3 separate regions of the Homo sapiens genome follow, and regions 1 and 2 are each linked to region 3. Evidence: chromatin contacts called from ENCODE Hi-C or POLR2A ChIA-PET data. All regions are on one chromosome and are shown on one strand. The core of a region is the stretch at or near the end of the contact, and the rest is flanking DNA. Distances in the headings are between cores, read along the strand shown.

Region 1 (3,519 bases), core at 238-2,737, 33 kb after region 3:
TTTGAGTTCATGTCTCATAAATGGACTCTCCCCGAATCTGAGAGGGTTGCTCCCTAAGTCAACTACTTAATAATTAATGGAAAGGAGATGTGACAGGAATAGCCAATTTCCCTGTCCTGTTTGGTATGACTGTTGGCAATTTGATGATTCCTTCCTTAACCTTGAAGCAATCTCAGTTTGACTGACTCATACTATGGGGAAGATAGTGGCCTTTGAACTCTTGACTCAATACAGTCTTGACCTTGGTTAGATACTACCTTGACCTCTGGATAAAACTGTACTGGGCATTACTATTTTATTGATTGTTCTCTCAACAAAACAACCGTATCTTTAAAAAATTTTTTTATCTTACATGTCTGAAGTAGAAGGTCACCTCTTTTGTAGTGAAAAAATAACTATTTTCCCCATGGTGTGCTGAATGCATGGGTTAAAGCAGGTAGACCAGCTGTCCTGGGTTTTATCCCTATGTGTTTTTTGCTGATTCACAAAGGCATTTAATTTCTCTCTACCACGCTTTCTAGGTCTGCAAAATAGAAAGGGGAGTTCATGACCATCTATGCGTTACTGGGGGATTTTTCTGTGCAAGCGAAAATTATTGATGCAACCAGAGGACTTGCTGCCAGCGTCGAGGGGTGCATTTTACTCCCTCTGTAAAGAGGCCAGCAGTAATGATAGAAACACAGTGCATTTGACTCTGACCTTATATTTGACAACTCTTCCTCTACAATCCTTAAAAAACATGCCTCACCATTTAAGAGACCAGCAGCAGGCCTTCAGCAAAGCCCACGGTCTAGGCAGCCTTTGTAGGCCTCTGGGATTGTGGTGAGAAAACCTTATCCCTCTCTTATTTCCTGATAACTTTACATTTTAGAGGTGTCTGGAAAGAAAGGTGGCAGAAAAGCAGCATAACCTGCTTGACAAGTCCTGTACAAACAGAAGTCCAATGAGGCTGCTGCTCTGGGGTTGCCAAGCTCAAGGAAGCCAATTGTAGTGTGCACAAAGGTGCAAGTCACCAAGGCCTCAGAGAGCTCCAAGGAAGCCTGTGCAAAGGCAGGATTTAGAGTTCTAAGGACGGGTTGTCCAGCGCAGCCCAGCAGAGAACCTAGGTCCATAACTGTGGACTCTCCTGTGAGGGAGCCATGTTGCGGGGTGGACATCTGACAGTTGTCCCTGCTCTGTGAACCTGCGACTTCATCCTACAGGTGCAGAGAATGGTTTTGGCAACTCTCTCCACCGCAGAATGTGGGCGGACTTCTGAGCTGGGTTTGATTTTCCTCTTTTGCTTTGGAGTGTACAACAATCAACCCTTTAGAGCAGAAGTAGAGGAATGGAAGACTTTCCCATGGCCCAAGACCCCTCAGTGGGTTGCTGTTTGCTCTTCCCTAGAATATTATAATGTTCAATTTATGCCTCCAGGAGACCAGAGACACACGTTTCCCAAATGTGGGTACAGGTGGCTTTAAGCTGTTTCTGTGAGTAGAGGCCCAGTGACATGTTCCCCAGTGTAACCCCCTCCTTGGTTTCACATCCCCTCTACCCGATTCTAGGCCAAGCCCCTCCAGTGTAGTTGGTGACCCAGAACAGGTGAAAGTGAGGCTGCCTTTTGTAGCACTGCTCTTTGTGAATGGGAAGTGCTGCTGGGGAGAAATGATTTTAAGTGTGAGCTTTGCTGTTAGGGGCAGCCCTCTTTCTCCACTGCAATAAGAAGAGTCATGACTAAGTCTAGAAAGGCAGGTTTTGATCTTTAGGATACTGTGATGTATGAAATAAAGGTATGTCCTTCTTATTCGGTGTTGCATTGTCAGCACCTAACACAGTGTTTAATTAAAGCAAAAATTTTTGTATTGAAAATATAACTAGGTGGAGGAGTAAGTCAGTGCTACTTAAGTGTGAGTATTTGTCTTCCCTGATCAGATGGTTTTCTACGTACTCAAAATTTCATGTAGTAAGAATGCAGGATGCTTATGGAGAAAAGTGAGTGTTGTTTGTTTCTCCTTAATATTTATATATAAAAGCAAGAGCTTATTAAACTTTTAGACGTCTTTGGAGGTTTGAAATTTCCCACTGTTATTCTTAAGAAGAGAAGAGAAAGAATAATTTTTTTTCTTCTGTCTTATTGGCCTTTAAGGAAAAGCGAATTTCAGAAAAACATGGGACGGAACAGGAAGTGTTTACAGGTTTAGTCATACTTGTTAGGTATGAAAAAGCCCCACTGCCTTCTCATATTGTTTCTTTTATGAACTTAACACTTCCTACTTTGAGAATACCTTCCTCCCCAAGGGCTCAAAGCCCTTCATAGTCATTAATTTGCATCTTGCTAATTTTCTTAAAAAATTAAAATGTTAACTACCATTTAGCTGGTATTCTACCAGCTAAAACTTCCAGCTAAATGCATTTTGTCTGTCTGTATGTATTAGCTCAGTTGAAAATGTGATCCTACTGAAGGCAGTAGGGTAACCGGCTTGTCCCAGTTTCCCTGGGATTTCAGTTTTAGTACTGAAAACCCCACATCCCCGGAACCCCTTCAGTCCCAGACAAACCAGCATGGTTGGGTCACCCAAGAAGGCGACCAGTTCAGGTAGCTCTGCATAAAGAGAAGATGTTCCACCCTGCAGTCCTTACCTTAAATCTAGGCAGCTACCTTAAGAATTGACCTAGACAGCAGTGTGTGCATGGCTCAGTGCAAATCTTTAGCATCACCTGGTAGAAGACAACACTGAGCACACAGTCGCAGAACTAGTGCAGTTCGAGGTACGTGGAAATGTCTCTGCAAAGTAATATTTCTGGTTTCTTGTTTTTTTGTCTACCCTTTTCCCCTTTACTGCACTATATGGTGAAAAACGAAAACAAGAACTGCTAACTACCTGATTTCCGAAACAAGAAGTGTGATCTCAAATATTTCTGTTGATCTCAGGTTTTTCATCTGAAAAATGAGGATGCTGGTCTCAATTTCTAAGGCCCCTTCCTGCCCAAACTTACCAGGAGGAAAGAAGCTGGAAGTAGAAAGCAGGAGAGGTTCAAAAAGAAAATGGGATGCATCTCCTTTAGTAAGCTCTACTCTGGAGAAGGACGTTGTCCTTCAAGTACAAACCTTTTCACCGACTTGGGGAGTTTCCCCCCATTGTATCCCACCCCATCTTTTTCTGCCATCGTGCACTGTGTCGTTTGAATGTGCTGCTTTGTCAGGGCTGGGGGCTTCCTTGGTGCTCCAGCTTGGCCACATCCGACACACAGACCACCCCGTCCTCCTTCTGCCTCTAGAGGACCAAGAACAACCCTTGTTCTGAAAGCACCCTGTCCCTGAGCCTGAACACATGACCCTGGATGTCAGAAGATGCTCTTCTCCATTTCAATTGCCCAATTCCAGCTCTGTAATCATTATGTTAAATGATACAAGTTTCAAAAAATATATATTTCTAATAGACTTTCTATTATCTTCCTTAAATCCACAGTGTCACTTTCATTCTTACTCCTCATTTTGGGGTGAAAGTGTAGAAAGATTGTGGCTTTAGAATCTGA
Region 2 (3,471 bases), core at 620-3,119, 37 kb before region 3:
ACCATTCCCCCAGTACTTTCTCTTGTTTCCCTGGTGAAAGTGTGAATCTGGGTTGTGGCAGGGGAAGTTCTGGCACTGCTAAGAGGTGAGGAAGGAAGAGGGAGGGCCCAGAGCTGCCCACCTCACTTGCAGGTGTGGCCTGGAAGAGTGCCGGGGTCTCTAATGAAGAATCAAGTTCAAGGGATGAAGAGGAGTTGGCGAAGGGGCACAAAAATACAGCTAGATAGAAGGAATGTGTTATAGTATTCATTAGTATAATAGGGAAATTAGAGTTAACAATTTATTGTGTATTTCAAAATAACTAGAAGAATTGTACTGTTCCTAACACAAAAGAAAAATGTTTGAGGCAATAGATATGCCAGCTACCCTGATCTGATCATTACACATCTGCACAGATATCAAAATGTCACATGTACCCCCAAAATATGTACAACTATTATATATCAACAAAAAAAATCAAAGAGACAATTTAGAATAAGTATGGTCTCAAGCCTAGTGACTAATATGTGGACAAGTAGATCTGCACTAGGGTATACAGGAGGAAGTATTATGGAGACTTCATAAAAAGGGAGATGGGGCGGGGCGTGGTGGCTCACGCCTGTAATCCCAGCACTTTGGGAGGCCGAGGCGGGTGAATCACCTGAGGTCAGGAGTTCAAGACCAGCCTGGCCAACATGGTGAAACCCTGTCTCTACTACAAAAATTAGCCGGGTGTGGTGGTAGGTGCCTGTAATCCCAGCTACTCGGGAGGCTGAGGCAGGAGAATCTCTTGAACCTGGAAGGTGGAGGTTGCAGTCAGCTGAGGTTGTGCCACTACACTCCAGCCTGGGCGACAGAGTGAGACTCTGTCTCAAAAAAAAAAAAAAAAAAGGGAGATGGGGGACATGGTGGGAATTTGCTAAGCTCTTTTGTTAACTGCTTTAAAGAACTCAGACTAGGGAAGGAAACTTCTCTCAAGTTTATTGCTGGTTGTTATTTCCAGACCATTTGTCTTTCCCAAACTGCCCTTGGCCATCAAATCAGACTCCTGCTAGAGTAAGCCTCATGGTAGTGTCTCTTGGCTCACCTCTGTGGTTTTGCTAATTATTTTCATGTATTGACCTGGGATCACAGACCAGGCACCCAAAGGGACAGAGGTGAGTTCTTTTTCTTTGGGCCTCTTTGGATACTCATAACCCAAGTCCCTGTGACAGGTTTTGGAAAAATGGCACATCTGAAGGATTGGATCCGTGGTGCATTTTGTAATTGCTGTATCCTCTTTTCTTTAAGGTCTTGCTGTGTCACCCATGCTGAACTACAGTGGCGTGATCATAGCTCACCGTAACCTCAAAGTCCTGGGCTCAAGTGATCCTCCTGCCTCAGCCTCTGGAGTAGCTAGGACTACAGGTGCACCACCTTGCCTGGCTACTTTTTTAAAAAACTTTTTGTGGAGACGAGGTCTTGCTTTGTTGCCCAGGTTGCTCTCAGAACTCCTGGGCTCAAGTGATCCTCCCACCTCGGCCTCCCAAACTGCTAGGATTATAGGCATGAACCACTGTGCCCAGCCATTTTGTCCTCATTTTGACTTGAGATCTGGGAGATTTTAAAGATCCGTGTCATGAGTTCACTTGACTGGTGCTTTGCACTTTTGAGACCCGTCACTCTCCTGACTAATAGGTCTTGACGGCCACTAATGGCCAGCAATGGCTGGGAACAGCAGGACACTCTCACTTTGTACCTTTTGATCTGGTCTTTATTCAAAGTGGGGTGAACCCAGTAGGAGAGTTGTTGTTTTGGGGATAAAGTCTGGGTGACAGATTCTTCAGGCTGGGTAAGTCTCCTGTTCTCCCCGACTTTGAGACCTGAATGACCTGATTTGGCTGACTACACCTCCAGTCCCCTGGACAACAGCCAGCTCCTTTGATTTTGTGCCATTTAGTCCTTCCCTTCATCTGCTGACGCTGATACTTTCGGGTGAGGTGGAAGGAGAGAGCATACCTGTTGGTGAGGTAAGAGTGTTTTCCTTCAGAGAACCAAAGAAACAAAGGCTCCCTTTCTGAATTTTGTGTTCTGCCTCTTTGCATTTCTGAGGCTCCTTGTGTCTGGCAGGGCTGTGAGTGAGGAGATGAGGGTGTGCTCCTCTGCAGGCAGAAGTCAGCTGTAGGTCAGATGTGGCTTTGGAACACAATGGAATCCAGGGGGAATGTTGGCGAGCACAGCAAGGCTGGGGTGATGATCCTCTAATCTTTTGCAGCGTGCTGTAAGAGTATCTTTAACTTTCGCCGAGACAGGCAGGGCAATGAGCAAAAGGACCTCGGTGTTAGGTAACATCTCAAGTAGGGCACCTGGTAGTACACCTGTCTTGCATGTTCCCACCCTTCCCAACACTTTATCTTTTTGAAGCCATCTACCCTTAGAAAATGAACAAGGAGCCACTGACATAGACAGCAAGTATATTTACTTATCTTTTGGGTGCAAGGCAGTTTGCCCTGCTGGGAGAGATGTGGGATAAGGCCCCAGAGTGGAAAAAAACAAAAAACCTTAAAAATGCAAGAAGGAAGAAAGGTAGGTGAGCCAGCAGGTCCCACTGAAAGGCCTTGTTATTGCAGCAAAGAGGGAAGAGGTGGGCCCAGTGGCACAAATCACTAACATTCTTCTGACAGTCACTAGCCAGTTCTTCTGAGAATTTCTCTGTCTTGAAAAACTTGGTAAAATGGCCAAATGGAGCTTCTCCGAACTAGGGGGAATGCCTGTGTGTGCGTTCGTTGTTAGCCATCATGTTGAACAGTCTGATTTAAGGGAAAGTTGGTCTGTGTACATTTTCATTTCAGCTGTGGTCTTTGAAGGTTCACCATGGAGGAGGTGTGGGTGGATGAGAATAGAGTCTTCTGCCTCTTGGTTGGCTTATATGTAGGTTATAGGTGAATGTGAGTTCACAACCCCCAGCCTATTTCTTATTTGGGTGCACTTTTGGATGACTTGCAGGGCTGAGTTTGGGAAAACCCAGTTACTCTTCCTTTATGCACATATTTCTGCCAGACTAAATGCCAAATAGATAATTGGAAAGAATTTTCTTCGCAGCCCTGGTCCCCAAATTGGTGTCTGTGATTCTTCCTAGGGTCTCATATTATGAGAGTGCACTCCCTTTAATCTTTTGGGACCTCAAGTGGGGTCTGTGTGGACAAGATTGTGCTTCTTTGAGAAACTTCTTGCTGCACACCAGCCAGGGTAAGGCAAGAGTTAGTCCTGTTGGCTGGGTGGTTCTTGGGCAGTTGAGCATGCTTAGCACTTGAGAGGTTTCTGTTATACCATTTGCCAAAAGGGACATCTCTCCGCTGGTCCTAGTGCCCCAGGGCACAAATGGCAGGCTTTAGGAGAAAATGCACAATTTCAGGTTCAGTCTCTATCTGCATTTGTGTGCATGAATGGACTAATAATTGCAGTGCGTTGAACGATTTCTGCATATTCCAACACCTAGAAAGTAGCTTCCTG
Region 3 (3,542 bases), core at 823-3,322:
AGAAAAATAGAGAGTTTATTAACACGTGCAGCACACATCACACAGGAGAAACCTCAGTGATGAGTAACTCAAAGTTTCAAGAGTTTTTATTTCTTTTTTCTGTATAGCACTTGTCAGTCTCTGATATTGATTTTTACTTGTTTCTTAATGTTTGTTCTCCTTCCACTAGTACGTACACTCCATGGGAACAGTGATTTTCATCTGTTTGTCACTGCTTTATTCCCAGCACATAGAGCTGTGCCTAGAGTGGTAGGCAGATCATTGTTAAAACAATGAATACATGAACTTCGGGCAAGTTACTTAACCATTCTGTACTTCAGTTTTCTTGTGAGTAAAATAGGGATTAAAATAGTGCCTACTTCATGGAGTTGCAATAAAAACTAAGGGAGTTAATCCATCTAAAGTACCAATAACCCACCTGGCCCATAGTAAATGCTCAATAAATAGGTTCCCAGCCAGGCGCAGTGGCTCACACCTGTAATCCCAGCATTTGAGAAGCCGAGGCAAGAGGATCACTTGAGTCAGGAGTTCGATACCAGCCTGGGCAAGTGGTGAAACCCCATCTCAACTAAAGATACAAAAATTAGCTGGGTATGGTAGCAGGGGCCTGTAAACCCAGCTATTCAGGAGGCTGAGGCAGAAGAATTGCCTGAACCCGGGAGATGGAGGTTGCAGTGAGCTGAGATCATGCCACTGCACTTTAGCCTGGGCAACAGAGTATAAGACTCTGTCTCAAAAAAATAATAATAAAAATAAATAAGTTCCTTATTATAATTACTAAATATTGTATTTCCTCACTAGAATGCAAACTCCTTGAGGGCAGAGACTATTTCTTACATCATCTTTTTATTTCTAGTAGCAATTTGGCTGACACATGATTGATATTCAGTGTTTGTTGAACAGATAGATAAGTTATAGAAAAATTGTAGGTAATACTTCTGTAAATAATTGTTAAATTTAAATGAATAGATTTCCTTCCTGTCTTTTTCCCTAAGCTGCAATCAGTGAATCTACATGGATTACATAGATTGTGACTACACTGTGCCTTAACTCATCACTTAGGCAGTGGAGTCGATCATTTATTTTGTTGCCATGACTTGGCTGAAATTTCTTGGGGACTGACAGCAATGGCAGAAACTTGATGGGTCCTGAATGTCACCATAGCCTGTAAGCTACACAGGAGCCACCCGAGAACTCCTCCATTCGTGGTTGTAACTTCACAGAAATGCTTCCCAGTCAGAGGAGGTACTTAGCAGAGGCTGCAGGCATCTGAACAGACAGGTGCAGGAAAAGTTGAAAGGGAAGGTTAAGGGAGAAACATACTCCTCATCTCCGTTCTCAAGAAACGGCTTAAAGGTTGTAAAAGGATTCTGCTTTTAAGCTTGAGTCACTCATTTGACTTCTGTGGGCCTTGCAATTTCTCTGGTAAAATTAGAGAATATGACCAAGATTATCTCCAAGGACCTGTCTTACTTTTTAAGTTTCCTAATTCTGTGAAAAATGCTTAAGAAGGCCTCAGACTGATTAAGAATTTAGGGGTGTAAGTTTAAGTGGGGATACTGATAAAAGGGCAGGGGATGTTACTGTAAGAGCAATGGAAAAGTGTCTGAGTAGTGTAGCATATCCATTTGTGAGAGGAGTAATTAATTAAAAAATGAAGGCAGAATCCACATCTTCACAAAAGTTTCCTATCTCCTGGTTTGGATGAGTGTATTTAATGTGAACTAAGTTGCATGTGGGCTGTCTAATCTGGGCATCTGACTTGTGAATCCTTCCCATAACTAAGCCCCGAGAGATTTCCAATCATGCCCATAAGGTAATGCAATTTGGCAAGAGGATTTGGACTTGACGAAATCTCTTGTTCTATTTGGCATCCAGAAAAGGCTGACTTGCCTAATTTGAAAATAAATTGAAAACAAAAAAAATTTAAAAAAACCTCTGGTTGTTCCTTGTTTGATGAAATACCATAGAAAACTATTACTCTTTTTCCATACCCCATTACTATGGAGAATATGTTTTTACCACTGACTCTTCTAAGTATCTGTCCTTAGTTTCCTGTCCTTCCCTGCCACAGGTTCCAGGAAGGCTGAATCACTACAGCATGGTATTAAATCATAGAAATACGTGTGTATTTTGTACCATGTGGGTCTGCTTGCATTCCTAACATCTGCATTAGTATTAGTTTTCTATTGCTGCATAACAAACTGCCACAAATTTAGTGGTTTAAAACAACATTCATTTCTTATCTCAGTTTCTTTGGGTCAAGAATCTGGACACAGTTTACCTGGGTCATCTGCAAAGGGTCTCAGAAGGCTGTAATTAATGTGTTAGCCAGGGCTGTGTTCTGATCTGAGGCTTGACTGAGGAAGAACCCACTTTGTTAGCAGAATTTAGTACCTTGTGGTTGTAGGACAGAGGATTTTAGTTTCTTACTAGCTGTTGGTTGGAGGCTTCCCTCTGTTCCATACTATGTGGGCCTCCCAACCTAGACACCCACAACATGGCAGCCTGCTCCTTCAACAACTAGCAAGGGAGTTTAATGTTTTCCTGTAGCTCATATTTCTTTATAGGTGTGACCTCAATTTTTCCCCTAATACCTTTGTAAGATAGAAGTAGGGAGAACCAAGATAGATCCAAAAAGGCTGAATGAAATGCCTGAGATTGAGCTGGTGGTTGCATTGAACAATATAAATTGATGAATAACAATTTATTAATTGTGCCAGGCACTGTGCTAAGAGCTTCATGTCAGTACATTCTTGTTTAGTTCTTAGCACAACCCTCTGAGTTAGGTATTACTACTACTAAACTATTTAACAGGTAGGGAAGTTGGGGATTAGAGAGGTTATGTAACCTGCCTAAAGTTCACAGACAGAAAGTGCACAGCCCAGATTTGAACACAGGCAGATTCCAGAACCCACTATCATCGCACTCTGAAGATCTCTCCATTAGAGCACGATGCTGCCATGTTCAGGATTCTTCCTATCTTTTGTTAAATACTTAAGTTCCTGCAATATTGCAAAGGGATAATTGTAATAGGTTGCCCCTTTCAAAGTGCTTTAATAAAATGAAAGGACAACATTCTTTCTTTTCTGCTTGAGCCAGGCTTTCTCATTTTTCTGAAGACATCTAGGATAAATGGAAGGAAACCAGAATTTAGTGGGGTTTGCATGTATTGATAACAGTTTTGCTGAATACACATCCAAGAGCTAAAACATGCAAACTCTTCAAAATTGGTAGAATACAGCTTGCTCATTTTAATTCATTTAAAAATGTTCATTTTAATTAAGCATTACCCATTTTATTATTCCATAAAACACGAATCATCTGGAAAAGGCAGCATAGGTCTATTTTTCCAGCCTATAAAACTATATGTAGATGGATCTTGATGAGGGATGTACAAGATTTAATTAGAAACTGAAATTTTAGAGTAAAAAAATGCAGGGGTGTGTGTGTTTCTTCTATATTTGTGGAAACCCAAAGAGCTATCCTGCAGGATACTTGAAAATATATATAAATACAGAGGAGAAATAAAGTGCGGAGAA

What was found. Hi-C counts contacts between places; a loop is a spot of excess contacts on that map. ChIA-PET counts read pairs that join two places held with the same protein, here RNA polymerase II (POLR2A). Pooled maps may share reads with other maps.
Region 1: a loop to region 3 is called in a map of aorta, with 12 times the contacts of the local background. The contact joins two enhancer-like sites. A Hi-C loop is called at or near these places in 4 of 168 maps with a recorded cell type or tissue (B cell, Calu3, aorta and 1 more), 4 of 37 single-sample maps with no recorded cell type and 12 of 50 pooled maps. POLR2A ChIA-PET finds 5 or more read pairs at or near these places in 8 of 52 experiments (BJ, GM12878, H1 and 3 more).
Region 2: a loop to region 3 is called in a map of esophagus muscularis mucosa, with 2.5 times the contacts of the local background. The contact joins two enhancer-like sites. A Hi-C loop is called at or near these places in 34 of 168 maps with a recorded cell type or tissue (B cell, CD14-positive monocyte, Caco-2 and 21 more), 7 of 37 single-sample maps with no recorded cell type and 27 of 50 pooled maps. POLR2A ChIA-PET finds 5 or more read pairs at or near these places in 8 of 52 experiments (GM10248, MCF 10A, OCI-LY7 and 4 more).

Annotation. Positions count from the first base shown.
Region 1 is chr12:11,729,449-11,732,967 of GRCh38, forward strand. The region is part of intron 1 of ETV6 (ETS variant transcription factor 6); the gene reads left to right. Among named protein-coding and RNA genes, the nearest start is that of ETV6, 82 kb to the left of the region's middle. RefSeq lists enhancers at 968-1,077, 1,318-1,417. Within about 2 kb of position 1,488, at least 22 of the 41 ENCODE cell types and tissues checked have a DNase peak (open chromatin) inside an H3K27ac peak, as active enhancers do.
Region 2 is chr12:11,659,747-11,663,217 of GRCh38, forward strand. The region is part of intron 1 of ETV6 (ETS variant transcription factor 6); the gene reads left to right. Among named protein-coding and RNA genes, the nearest start is that of ETV6, 12 kb to the left of the region's middle. Within about 2 kb of position 1,870, at least 3 of the 41 ENCODE cell types and tissues checked have a DNase peak (open chromatin) inside an H3K27ac peak, as active enhancers do.
Region 3 is chr12:11,696,084-11,699,625 of GRCh38, forward strand. All of the region lies in intron 1 of ETV6 (ETS variant transcription factor 6), which reads left to right. Among named protein-coding and RNA genes, the nearest start is that of ETV6, 48 kb to the left of the region's middle. Within about 2 kb of position 2,073, at least 2 of the 41 ENCODE cell types and tissues checked have a DNase peak (open chromatin) inside an H3K27ac peak, as active enhancers do.